Linked DNA regions of Homo sapiens: region 1 is linked to region 2. Evidence: read pairs that join two places in POLR2A ChIA-PET (ENCODE). Cell type or tissue: endothelial cell of umbilical vein. All regions are shown on one strand. Each heading gives the region's core, and the rest is flanking DNA. Links, peaks and the distances in the headings are about the cores only.

Region 1 (5,306 bases), core at 307-5,306, 64 kb before region 2:
AGTAGCTGGGGCTACAGGCACGCGCCACCACACCCAGCTAATTTTTGTATTTTTAGTAAAGACGGGGTTTCACCATGTTGGCCAGGATGGTCTCGATCTCCTGACTTCGTGATCTGCCTGCCTCAGCCTCCTAAAGTGCTGGGATTACAGGTGGGAGCCACCACGCCCGGCCGATCAGGAAGCTTTCAGATGCATTTTGAAAGATAGAAATAACAGTTTGGAGTGTTTTCTTGGAAGATATTAGGATCTCATTGGGGCACGTGCATCATTAGAGACATCTCTGTTTTATTGGTAGGCTTTGGTGGTACTTTTGTGTGGGGTGGAGTCACTATGAGTGGAAATAAATACATTGTCGTGGGTCAGTGAGACCCTAAGATATTTATGTGTATTATTTCATTGTTACTGGGACTTGCGAAATTTCGTAGCCGGGCTTCTATAAACCCTGTGTCCTCAGGCAGTGCCTGACCTTTATGGACTATCTGGGGAGTGCAAGACCCCATGGGAGTTTGTAAGCGTGTCTGAGTCCAGAGGGCAACGGGGATCCTAAGAATCAGGCGCAGATGGCTTTCATTAGGGAGGGTTTGTTGTGGGGGCGTCTGTGGGTGCAACTCAAGAGGGAGTGATTATCAGGGTCCCAGAGTAAGGGAAAGATTTCTCCAAGAATCAGAGTGAAACACAGCACACTGACCTGCGGCCCAAAGGCTTCCACTGGGACTGTCCTTGGGAAGATAAAGCTGCCACATTCTTGCAGCCAGGCCGGTGGCCTCTCCCTGTTTATTCCAAGATAACAGAGTCACAGAGTCACAAGGCAGCTGGGGAGCTGAGGGGCAAGGTCCTTGAAACCCGCTGTGGAACATGGACCTTTCTCCAGTGCAGAGGGGCCACGGGGCCCTGGGAAGGGAGTTGGAGGGTTACAGCCCTGGTCATGGCAGGGAGACGCAGGAACTGGAGGCAGGAAGAGCTGTGTTCATCCCCACAGGGTGCCCCTCCGCTCAGGAATTTGTGCAATAGAATGGGGTGAGCTAATGGGGTCACATTTAGGGAAAGGAGTCTTTCTGTCCACCCAACACACATCTCATCCTATGCACACGCTTCTCCCTTTCCCCATTGTCCTCTCTATGATGGGAAACTAATGCTTCCCTAGGCGGGTGATTGAGGGAGAGGAGGGGTTGGTCTGCTTGTGTCTCTCCTTTCTCCCCTCCCTCAAGTCTCCTGCCTGCCTTTCTGCTGCTCTGTTCAGACTCTCACTTCCTGCAGTTCTGCAGTCAGTTTGCCCCACGCAAGACCCAAGGATCTGGGTCTGTGAATAATATTCAAGCCAACATCATTGCCAAGTGAGAAATCTTAGACCCCAGGACCTTTTTTCCATGGAGGGGCCTGGGCACAGAGACAAACTCTTCTTTTTGCAGAATTTAGGGTCTTTTATTGGCCACGTGGGTCTGCTGAGCCTCAGACAGGGATCCCATAGTCAGCCAGATGTGTTTCTGGGTGGACTTGCGCTTGCCCTTCCACAGGTTGGTAAGCAGAGTGGTCTCCATGAAGGGCCCTTGGCTCTGCCCCTCAGCTGGTCCTGCTCAGGTCCCTTCTCACTCTCGGTGAAGACAATCCTCAGGTGAAACAGGACCCCTGCACACATCAGTCCCTCAAAGTGAACACCGTACCAGAGGGTGCACTAGTGTCACCCTGTATCATTCTGCTCATTTATTCAACAAATACTCCGTCATGTGCCAGGCTCTTTTTTTTTTTTTTTGTCTACACCAGGAATAATAATGGTAAAACAAAAGAATATGTGCCTCTACCATATCCAGTTTATTTTATTTTATTTTATTTTTTGAGATGGAGTCTCACTCTTGCCCAGGCTGTAGTGCAGTGGCGTGATCTTAGCTCACTGCAACCTCTGCCTCCCAGGTTCAAGCAATTCTCCTGCCCCAGCCTCCCAAGTAGCTGGGACTACAGGCGCGTGCCACCATGTCCGGCTAATTTTTGTATTTTTAGTAGAGATGGGGTTTCACCATGTTAATCAGGCTGGCCTCAAACTCCCGACCTCGTGATCTGCTTGGGCTCCCAAAGTGCTGGGATTACAGGCGTGAGCCACCGCGCCTGGCTCCAGTTTATTTTTAAAATGATAGTGATATGGCAGGCATGGTTGCTCACGCCTGTAATCCCAGCACTTTCAGAGGCTGAGACAGGACGCTCACTTGAGCCCAGTTTGAGACGAGCCTAGGTAACATAGTGACACCTTGTCTCTATAAAAAATTTAAAAATCAGCCAGATGTGGTGGCTCGTGCCTCTTGTAGTCCTAGCTACTCGAGAGGCTGAGGTGGGAGGATTGCTTCAGCACAGGAAGCCGAGGCTGCACTGAGCCAGCATCACATCACTGCACTCTAGCCTGGCCAACAGCAAGATCCTGTTTAAAAAAAAAAAAAAGGCCAGGCGCGGTGGCTCACACCTGTAATCCTATCACTTTGGGAGGCTGAGGCGGGCAGATCATGAGGTCAGGAGATCGAGACCATCCTGGCCAACATGGTGAAACCCCGTCTCTACTAAAAATACAGAAATTAGCCGGGCATGGTGGCATGTGCCTGTAATCCCAGCTACTCGGGAGGCTGAGGGAGGAGAATCACTTGAACCCGGGAGGCGGAGGTTGCAGTGAGCCGAGATCACGCCACTGCACTCCAACCTGGTGACAGAGTGAGACTCCGTCTCAAAAAAAAAAAAATTGGACATAAACAGACCCTTTCAGTTACTAGATGATTTGCAAGTCAAGTGCACTAAATCATTTGTTTCTCCCAGACATCCCCACATCCAGCTCCGTTACTCTGCTTCTGTCCCTGTGTAGCTGACCACAGCCTGGAGAAAACATACAGCCAGAATTCCTGGTGTCATTTAATTCCTGCCCCGCACCTCTTCCATTCTCCTATTTTTCTATTCTGCACCTTGTCTCTGGAGATTTTCTTTCTTCTTTTTGCTCATTTAAAGGCCTTGGTTTTTTTCACCGTTGAGTCCCTGGAAGCAAGGAAGAGATCTTTTCCAACTTACCCACCCACCTGTCTCAGGGCTTGGGATCCCTACTCAGTAGTGACTGGGAATGGTCTGTTCCTGCTCCTGGCTGCTACTAACCCTCCAATTGTGTACCACACGCCAGCCCCACTCATAGCCTCAGAATGTGCAATTGTTAGGATATGATTTGTTTTGCCCCACCAACTCTCATGTTGAAATGTGATTTCCAAAGTTGGAGGTAGGGCCTGGTGAGTGTCATGGGAGCAGATCTCTTGGGAATGGCTTGATGTCATTCTCTAGGGAGTGAGTTCTGACTCTTAGTTCCCCTGAGAGCTGGTTGTCAAAAAGCCTGACCTCTCTCTCTCTCTCTCTCTCGTCTCCTCTCTCACCATTTTGTCTGCCCTGCTGGCGCCCCTTCACCCTCCACCCTAAACGGAAGCTTCCTGAGGCCCTCATCAGAGGCAGATGCTGGCACTGTGTTTTGTACAGCCTGCAGAACCATGAGCCAAATAAACCTCTTTTTTTTTTTTGAGACGGAGTTTTTCTCTTGTTGCCCAGGCTGTAGCAGTGGCGCGATCTCGGCTCACCGCAACCTCTGCCCTCTGGGTTCAAGCGATTCTCCTGCCTCAGCCTACCAAGTGGCTGGGATTACCAGTGCCTACCACCATGCCCGGCTAATTTTTTTGTATTTTTAGTAGAGATGGGGTTTCACCACATTGGTCAGGTGGGTCTCGAACTCCTGACCTCAGGTGATCCACCTGCCTCGGCCTCCCAAAGTGGTGGGATTACAGGTGTGAGCCACTGCGCCTAGCCTTCTCCTCAACTTTCTGCTAGGACATGTAACAGGTATCTCCACTTTCAGGTGTCCAAAAGTGACTTCCTGACTCCCTAGATGCATTCCCCTGCAGTCCTGCACATCTCAGATGAGCGGGACCATGTATTTCGTGGGACTTTCAAATATATAAGATTTTACATTGTAAGTGGGTTAATTTATAAAGAAAATATTATATATTTAATTAAAATGGGTGAGGAAATACATCATTTCCAAAATTCTTTTGAGGTGTGGGAGAAAAATGTTTGACAGCATCTGCCCTGCCTGATCTGCCCTCCCAGGACCTCTCTGACCTCATCTCCTGCCTGTGTCCTCCTCGCTCCCTCTGCTCCAGCCAAGCATGCGTCCTTCCTGTTCCTGGGCCGAGCTTGCTCCTGCCTCAAGGCCTTCACGTGGGCTGTGCCTCTGCTGGAACTCGCTGGCCCCTCAGCTGCAGGTGCAAACACCCCTCCTTCCCCAGGTCTCGGTTCCAATATCACCTTCTCAGCGGGGACTTCTGTGACCCACTTCCCATTTCACACTCCAGCTACACCCTCACCCCCACCTCTGGTCCATATTACCTCCTCTGCATGCTTCTCTTGATTCTTTCTGCTTCCACTGTCTGGATCCTGATGACACCAAGGTCTCAAGGGGAGAATAGAGTCAGAAGGTGGGGGCTATGCTGGGCTGACCACATGTGAGTAGAGCTACCCCCTGGCTTCATATGAAAGTGCTGGGGTACTTTGCAGATATACCTCTTGTGCCCCCATCCCTGTCCCAGAGATTCCCATTCACACAGGTTGGGACCCACCCTCGATAATACAGTGCCCAACATGATTCTAATCTATATCCAGCCCTGAACACCAAGGCTCTGTGTCCTCTATTTCTGAGGGCTGAGCCCAGCCTGGGATCCAGAGAGGGAAAGGGGGCTGTGCTCTGCATGGGGTTTAATCAGGGCTGGGTCTCCTCCCCACTGCTGCAGCATGTGTGTGAGCTTCTCCAGGAGGGGAGGGAGTTCTGAAGAAAGGGGTCAGAAGACTCATGTATTGGTTTTCCTGTAGGAGTTTCTTGTCCCTGGGGCCACCCTGGTGTAGTGGGCGGCAGAGGACCGTCTTTGCACAGGGCGAGCTCCTCCCTGTGTATGTGTGTGCTTGTCACACAAGAGGGGGTGTGTTGTTTCTAAGCAATAAACAGCACTTGTTGTTGTTATTCAGCATTGACTTCCAAAGACTCCTGGCACATGAGGAAGAAACCCAGAAGAGGAGAGCAAAGGAGTCAGGAATGGCTTTTACTCAGGTAAAGAAAGATTCTGTGTGGATCATTCTGTCTCCCTCTTTTCAGAAAGGTGGGAGACAATGCCTTGGAGCTGCAAATCTTCTCTGAGTCTGAAGCATCCTGCCTGACGCGTTTGCTCACATTGACCCGTGCCTTCCCTCAGTCCTTCTCATCTCTACTGAGATTCCGTCTCACCCTGACCCTGTGACATGAACTTCTG
Region 2 (5,375 bases), core at 150-5,149:
CTGTGAAGTAGGTTCACTTCGCACTGGTTACCGAATGTCTGACTCCAGTGAGACAGAACCCATGCACACAAGTTCAATAAAGTGAGTTGACTACTGACAGGCAACAAGGGGCAGTAGAAGCCTAGGACTGATTCATTGCAAGCTGGTCCCCCAAGGCTCAGGAAAACTGCTTGGGGAAGATGGAGTCTCATCTACTGGTGTCCCACCGGCACTGATGCTGAGGGACCCCAGAGAGCACCCACCCTAGGTTTTATGGCACATGGCCTCGTGATGAGCCGCCCTAAAGCACTGAAGGACATCCTGTTCTTTGAAAGGGGGGCAGGGGGCTCTGGAATGGAGCCCGGCTGCTTTGGCCAGTTTCTTCATATTTCAGGGTGTTACCTTCAGAATAACATTCTGAAGTTATTCTTGAGAACTACAAGCAAGGAAGGGGAGAAAAATAAGGTTGTTCCTTTAATGTATACATCCCACGGTACCTTACTTCTACAAAACCAAAAGACAGCTCAGGAAGCCTTATCAAATTTGCTGTCTCCACATCTCCTGTTGGAACTTTCAAGTGCCAATTAACAGTATCAAGTTAATTAAGAAGAGAATGGATGGGGGAAAATAGTTGAGATTCAAAGGACTTCTCCTCATGAAGGTGGAAATTTTAAAATCGTCATTAAGAAAAAAGGTGAATAAAGCAAGCATTCACAGGCTGGGTATGGTGACTCACACCTGCAATCCCAGCACTTTGGGAGGCCGAGGCGGGTGGATCCCTTGAGGTCAGGAGGTCGAGACCAGCTTGGCCTACACAGTGAAACCCTGTCTCTACTAAAAATACAAAACAATTAGCTGGGTGTGGTGGCGCACACCTGTAATCCCAGCTACTCTGGAGGCTGAGGCAGGAGAATGGCTTGAACCTGGAATGGGGAGCTTGCAGTGAGCCAAGATCGTGCCACTGCACTCCTCCAGTCTGGGCGACAGAGCGAGACTCCGTCTCAAAAAAAAAAAAAAGCATTCATAAAATGAAACTAAGCGGGGAAAGGTAGGGGAGAGTCATGGCTCTCCTCCCAGCAGAGTGGAAATCTTTAGATGGTAATTAAGAAATGGGATGACCAGCCTGGGCAACATGGCGAAACCCTGTTTTACAAAAAAATACAAAAATTAGTCAGGTGTGGTGGTGAACTTCTGTGGGCCCAGCTAACTCAGGAGGCCAGGATGGGAGGATCACTTGAGCCCAGGAGTTTGAGGCTGCAGTGAGCAGTGATTGGACAACTGCACTCCAACCTGGGTGAGAGAGCGAGAGCCTGTCTCAAAAAAAAAAAAAAAAAAAACGGGATGAGTAAAATGGAAATGGAAATTGATGAAGTTGAAACAAAGGTCTTAATACAACAGTTTCGAAGATTGGGTGAACCAAAGGAGCCCCTGGCTGTCCTGCAGCATTAAAGGGTTCCACACAAGTCTGCATGGCTCATGAGTCATGAAAATGTGATGAGATATGGTGGTGGACGTGGCCTGCAGGGCCATTACCAATGCATGCAGTTTGGCTAATTAGGCAGAATGTCTATGTCTAGTCTTAGTCAAGAATGGCCATCCACTGGCTGAATGGCCATTCACTGGGTCAAAGAATGGCCATCCACTGGGCTGAAGCCCAGTAGACCCTGTGTGTTTATTGTTTTGCAGAGACATCAGTAAACCATGCCATACACTTGGTGGGCATATATGTGAATCTTGGGTCCCAGGTAGCCACAAGAGGAGCCAGAGGATCCTTTAAGGACTGTTTGACCCCTTCTTGTAAGCTACCCATTTGTTCATGGAGTATACTGGTCCCTTGAGGTTCTGCTGTGCCTCATCTTGAATATGCCAGTTCCATTTTATAGTTGAGCTCTATTGAGCCTGTCCAATTTTATCGATAAGGTTTGTGAGCACCCGAGTGAGAATGGGCAGTTCATGTTACAGGGTGACACAGAGCTCTGGCTATAAGATGCACCGTTCCCACCAGTGTCCAACAGCAAGCAAGGAGTTACGTTGAAGAGGTATATATGTGGTGGGTAGCTCAGGTAACTTACATGTCCAAAACCCAACGAGGTTGATTCACGCACTGTGTTTTCGGGCTTTAAGTAGCCAGGGGTGTGGCCCAGCCAAAACAGGGAAGGGGGTGATGGAGTGTCTCCTAGGTAGCTTGCTCCCAGGAGGTAGGGAGCTGCAGTAGCTCAGTTGGGAAATGGTGGACAGGTGTGAGCCACTGCACCTGGTCTACATGAGCTCTTTATTTTTTCCTCCTCTTTTTTTTTTTTTTCTTTTTTTTTTTTGGTAGAGATGGGGTTTCATCATGTTGCCCAGGCTGGTCTTGAACTCCTGAGCTCAAGTAATCCATCTGCCTTGGCCTCCCGAAGTGCTGGGATTACAAGCATGAGCCAACATACCCGGCCATACACAAGCTCTTTCTATGGAACGGTACAGGGCCGGGTGAGGTGGCTCATGCCTGTAATCCCAGCAATTTGGGAGGCCAAGGCAGGTGGATCATTTGAGGCCAGGAGTTCGAGACCAGCCTGACCAACATGATGAAACCCCGTCTCTACTAAATACAAAAAAAATTAGCCGGGCGTTGTGGCACATGCCTGTAATCCCAGCTACTTGGGACGCTGAGGCAGGAGAATCACTTGAACCAAAGAGGTGGAGGTTGCAGTGAGCCGAGATTGCACAAGTGCACTTCAGCCTGGGCAACAGAGTGAACCTTTGTCTCAAAAAATAATAATAATAAAAAAATAAAGGAATAGTGCAGCTGTGTGAACTCCAGGTAGCTTAGGAGAATTTTAACAGAAGACGAAACATGGCTTTACCAGTACAATGCTGAAAAAACCACAATCAAAGCAATGGTTACCAAGAGGTGGAAATAGTCCAGTCAAAGCAAAAGGCTGACCAGTGAACCTTGGCTCTGTGGCACACACCTGTAATCCCAGCATTCTGGGAGATGGAGGCAGAATGATTGCTTGAGCCTAGGAGTTCAAGACCAGCCTAGGTAACATAAGGAGACTCTGTATCTACAAAAAATTATAAAACAATTAGCCAGGCATGGTGTTGTGTGCCTGTGGTTCCAGCTACTTGAGAGGCTGAGGTAGGAGGATCACTTAAGCCCAGGAGGTAAAAGTTGTGGTGCACCATGATTGCGCCACTGCACTCCAGCCTGGGCAACAGAGTGAGACTCTTTCTCAATAATTAATTAATTAAAATAAGCTGAGCGGTGAAGAACAAAGTTCATGGCAATAGTTTTTTTTTTTTTTTTTTTTTTTTTTTTTGGCGGTGGGGGATGCACAAGGCATTTTGCTTGTCGACTTTCTAGAGGGACATAGAATAACACTTATTTATTTTTAGAGCATTTTTGAGAAAGTTACCCAAAGCTTTAGCAGAAAAATGTCCAGGGAAACTTCACCAGCGTCCCTCTCCACCATGACAATGTTCCTGGTCATTCCTCTAATTAAACAACGGCAGTTTTGCAACAGTGGGTTGCAATGAGAAATCATTAGGCATCCACCTTACAGACCTGATTTGGCTGCTTCTGACGTCTGTTTCCTAATCTTAAAAAGAAAAAAAAAAAAAAAGTGCCGGGCGCAGTGACTTACGCCTGTAATCCCAGCACTTTGGAAGGCTGAGGCGGGTGGAACACCTGAAGTTGGGGGTTCCAGACCAGCCTGTCCAACATGGAGAAACCCTGTCTCTACTAAAAATACAAAATAGCCAGGTGTGGTGGTCAGCTACTCGGGAGGCTGAGGCAGGAGAATCGCTTGAACCCGGGGGGCGGAGGTTGCAGTGAGCCGAGATCGCGCCATTGCACTCCAGCCTGGGCAACAACAGCGAAACTCAATCTCAAAAAAAAAAAAAAAAAAAAAGTTTAGATATTATCGATTTAAGCATAGTATGATTTAAAGAAAGTTTATCTCGGCCGGGCTCCTTGGCTGATGCCTGTCATCCCAGCACTTTGGGAGGCCGAGGTGGGCGCATCACTTGAGGTCAGGAGTTTGAGACCAGCTTGGCCAACATAGTGAAACCCCGTCTCCACTAAAAACAAAAATTAGCCGGGCGTGGTGGCACGCGCCTGTAATCCCAGCTAGTCCAGAGGCTGAGGCAGGAGAATCGCTTGAGCTTGGGAGGCAGAGGTTGCAGTGAACCGAGATCGCGCCATTGTATTCCAGGAGCCTGGGGGACAGAGCGAGACTCCATCTCAAAAAAAAAAAAAAAAAGTTTATCTCAAAGTTATTTGAGGTTTTGTCAACCGTGGAACCGAATAACAAGTATAAGGAAGAACAATACAATTCATATCTATTTTTTTTTAAAAGTTATTGCGTGTTTTAAAGCAGCAGTTGGTGATCTGGCTTACTGCGGGTTTTAGCCTTCCACGGTCCACAGCCCACGGTCCAGGTGTTGTCCTATAAAAGTCTCTGGAAGCACAGACTTGACTCTTCCCCTGAGATAGGTATGGGATAGAAATGGAAAGGAGGATCCTTTGGGCAATAGCATTACGTATCACATTTGTTCCGGGCAGTTTTGCATTTCACAGTCTAGTTTGCAACCCCTTCACAGATAATTTCAGGGCTTTTAAAGTAAGTTACTCCAATTAATTTGAATTGCAGGAACTTTCCTGGATCCAATCACTCACTGCTCCTCCTGGACCCCCCTCCCCCCACCGAATTCGCAGTTCCCAGACCGCTGAGCTGCAGGAGACTCCCTAGCAGGATCGGGTCCAACCTGCTGGCAAAAATAGTTTTGAGATAAACCGTTTTCATCTTGGTGGGAAGAAAACATTTTGCTTTCCAACAGAAGGGGCCCACACAACTCTATGCTTTTTACCTTACAACTGCACAGGCCCCGCCCCCGCGGTCCCTCTGCAGACCCCGCCTCTCCCCGGGCTCCGCCCCAGGCTACCCGGGCTCTGCGCGCACGTGCAGTTTCTTGGAGTCCCGGAAGCGGATCGCGGTGTGTGAAGGTGACACCGCCGAGCAAGAGTGTGCCTAGGTGTAGATTAAGCCTTCGATTCGCCGTCCCGCTTTTCCACACCCGCTCTGCTGACCTTAAAATCCCCGCATCGCGCCCTTCACCCGAGGTAAATACGGACCTCGCCATGTGGGTAAAACTCGCTCTGAGACCAGTCCCTGTCCCCTGCCATTCGCGTCTTCTTCCCGCATAAAACCCTTTCCTGACCCCTCCTCCCGCCCCGCGCTTTTTAAAGTCCTCACCTGCGAGGTGGATTCCCGTCCTGAGCGCCTCCCAGCCTCTCCGTCGTCGGCCCTGGAGCGCAGCGCCGCAGACCGCGTCCTCCGCCTGGTCCTAGGCTCCTGCAGACCCTACCCTGTCCTAAGGCGCCGTCGCCCCCCACCTCCCTCCTCCTCGTGCCG

What was found. Peaks named below come from ENCODE experiments on the same cell type or tissue, not always from the same donor. Only the 100,000 strongest peaks of a DNase experiment are listed, where the experiment ranks them.
Region 1: POLR2A ChIA-PET joins it to region 2 with 10 read pairs; 4 of 35 experiments call an interaction of 5 or more read pairs at or near these places.

What each region holds. Positions count from the first base shown.
Region 1 is chr19:53,122,463-53,127,768 of GRCh38, reverse strand. ZNF415 (zinc finger protein 415) reads left to right here. Exons shown (of 4, transcript NM_018355.4): 2 at 5,026-5,107. The coding sequence starts at 5,093. Among named protein-coding and RNA genes, the nearest start is that of ZNF415, 7.8 kb to the left of the region's middle. In endothelial cell of umbilical vein, for the core only: no CTCF peak of the experiment used is centred there; no DNase peak of the experiment used is centred there.
Region 2 is chr19:53,058,034-53,063,408 of GRCh38, reverse strand. LOC124904762 (a long non-coding RNA gene) reads left to right here and starts at 4,189. Exons shown (of 2, transcript XR_007067330.1): 1 at 4,189-5,083. In endothelial cell of umbilical vein, for the core only: no CTCF peak of the experiment used is centred there; no DNase peak of the experiment used is centred there; H3K27me3 peaks cover 170 bases.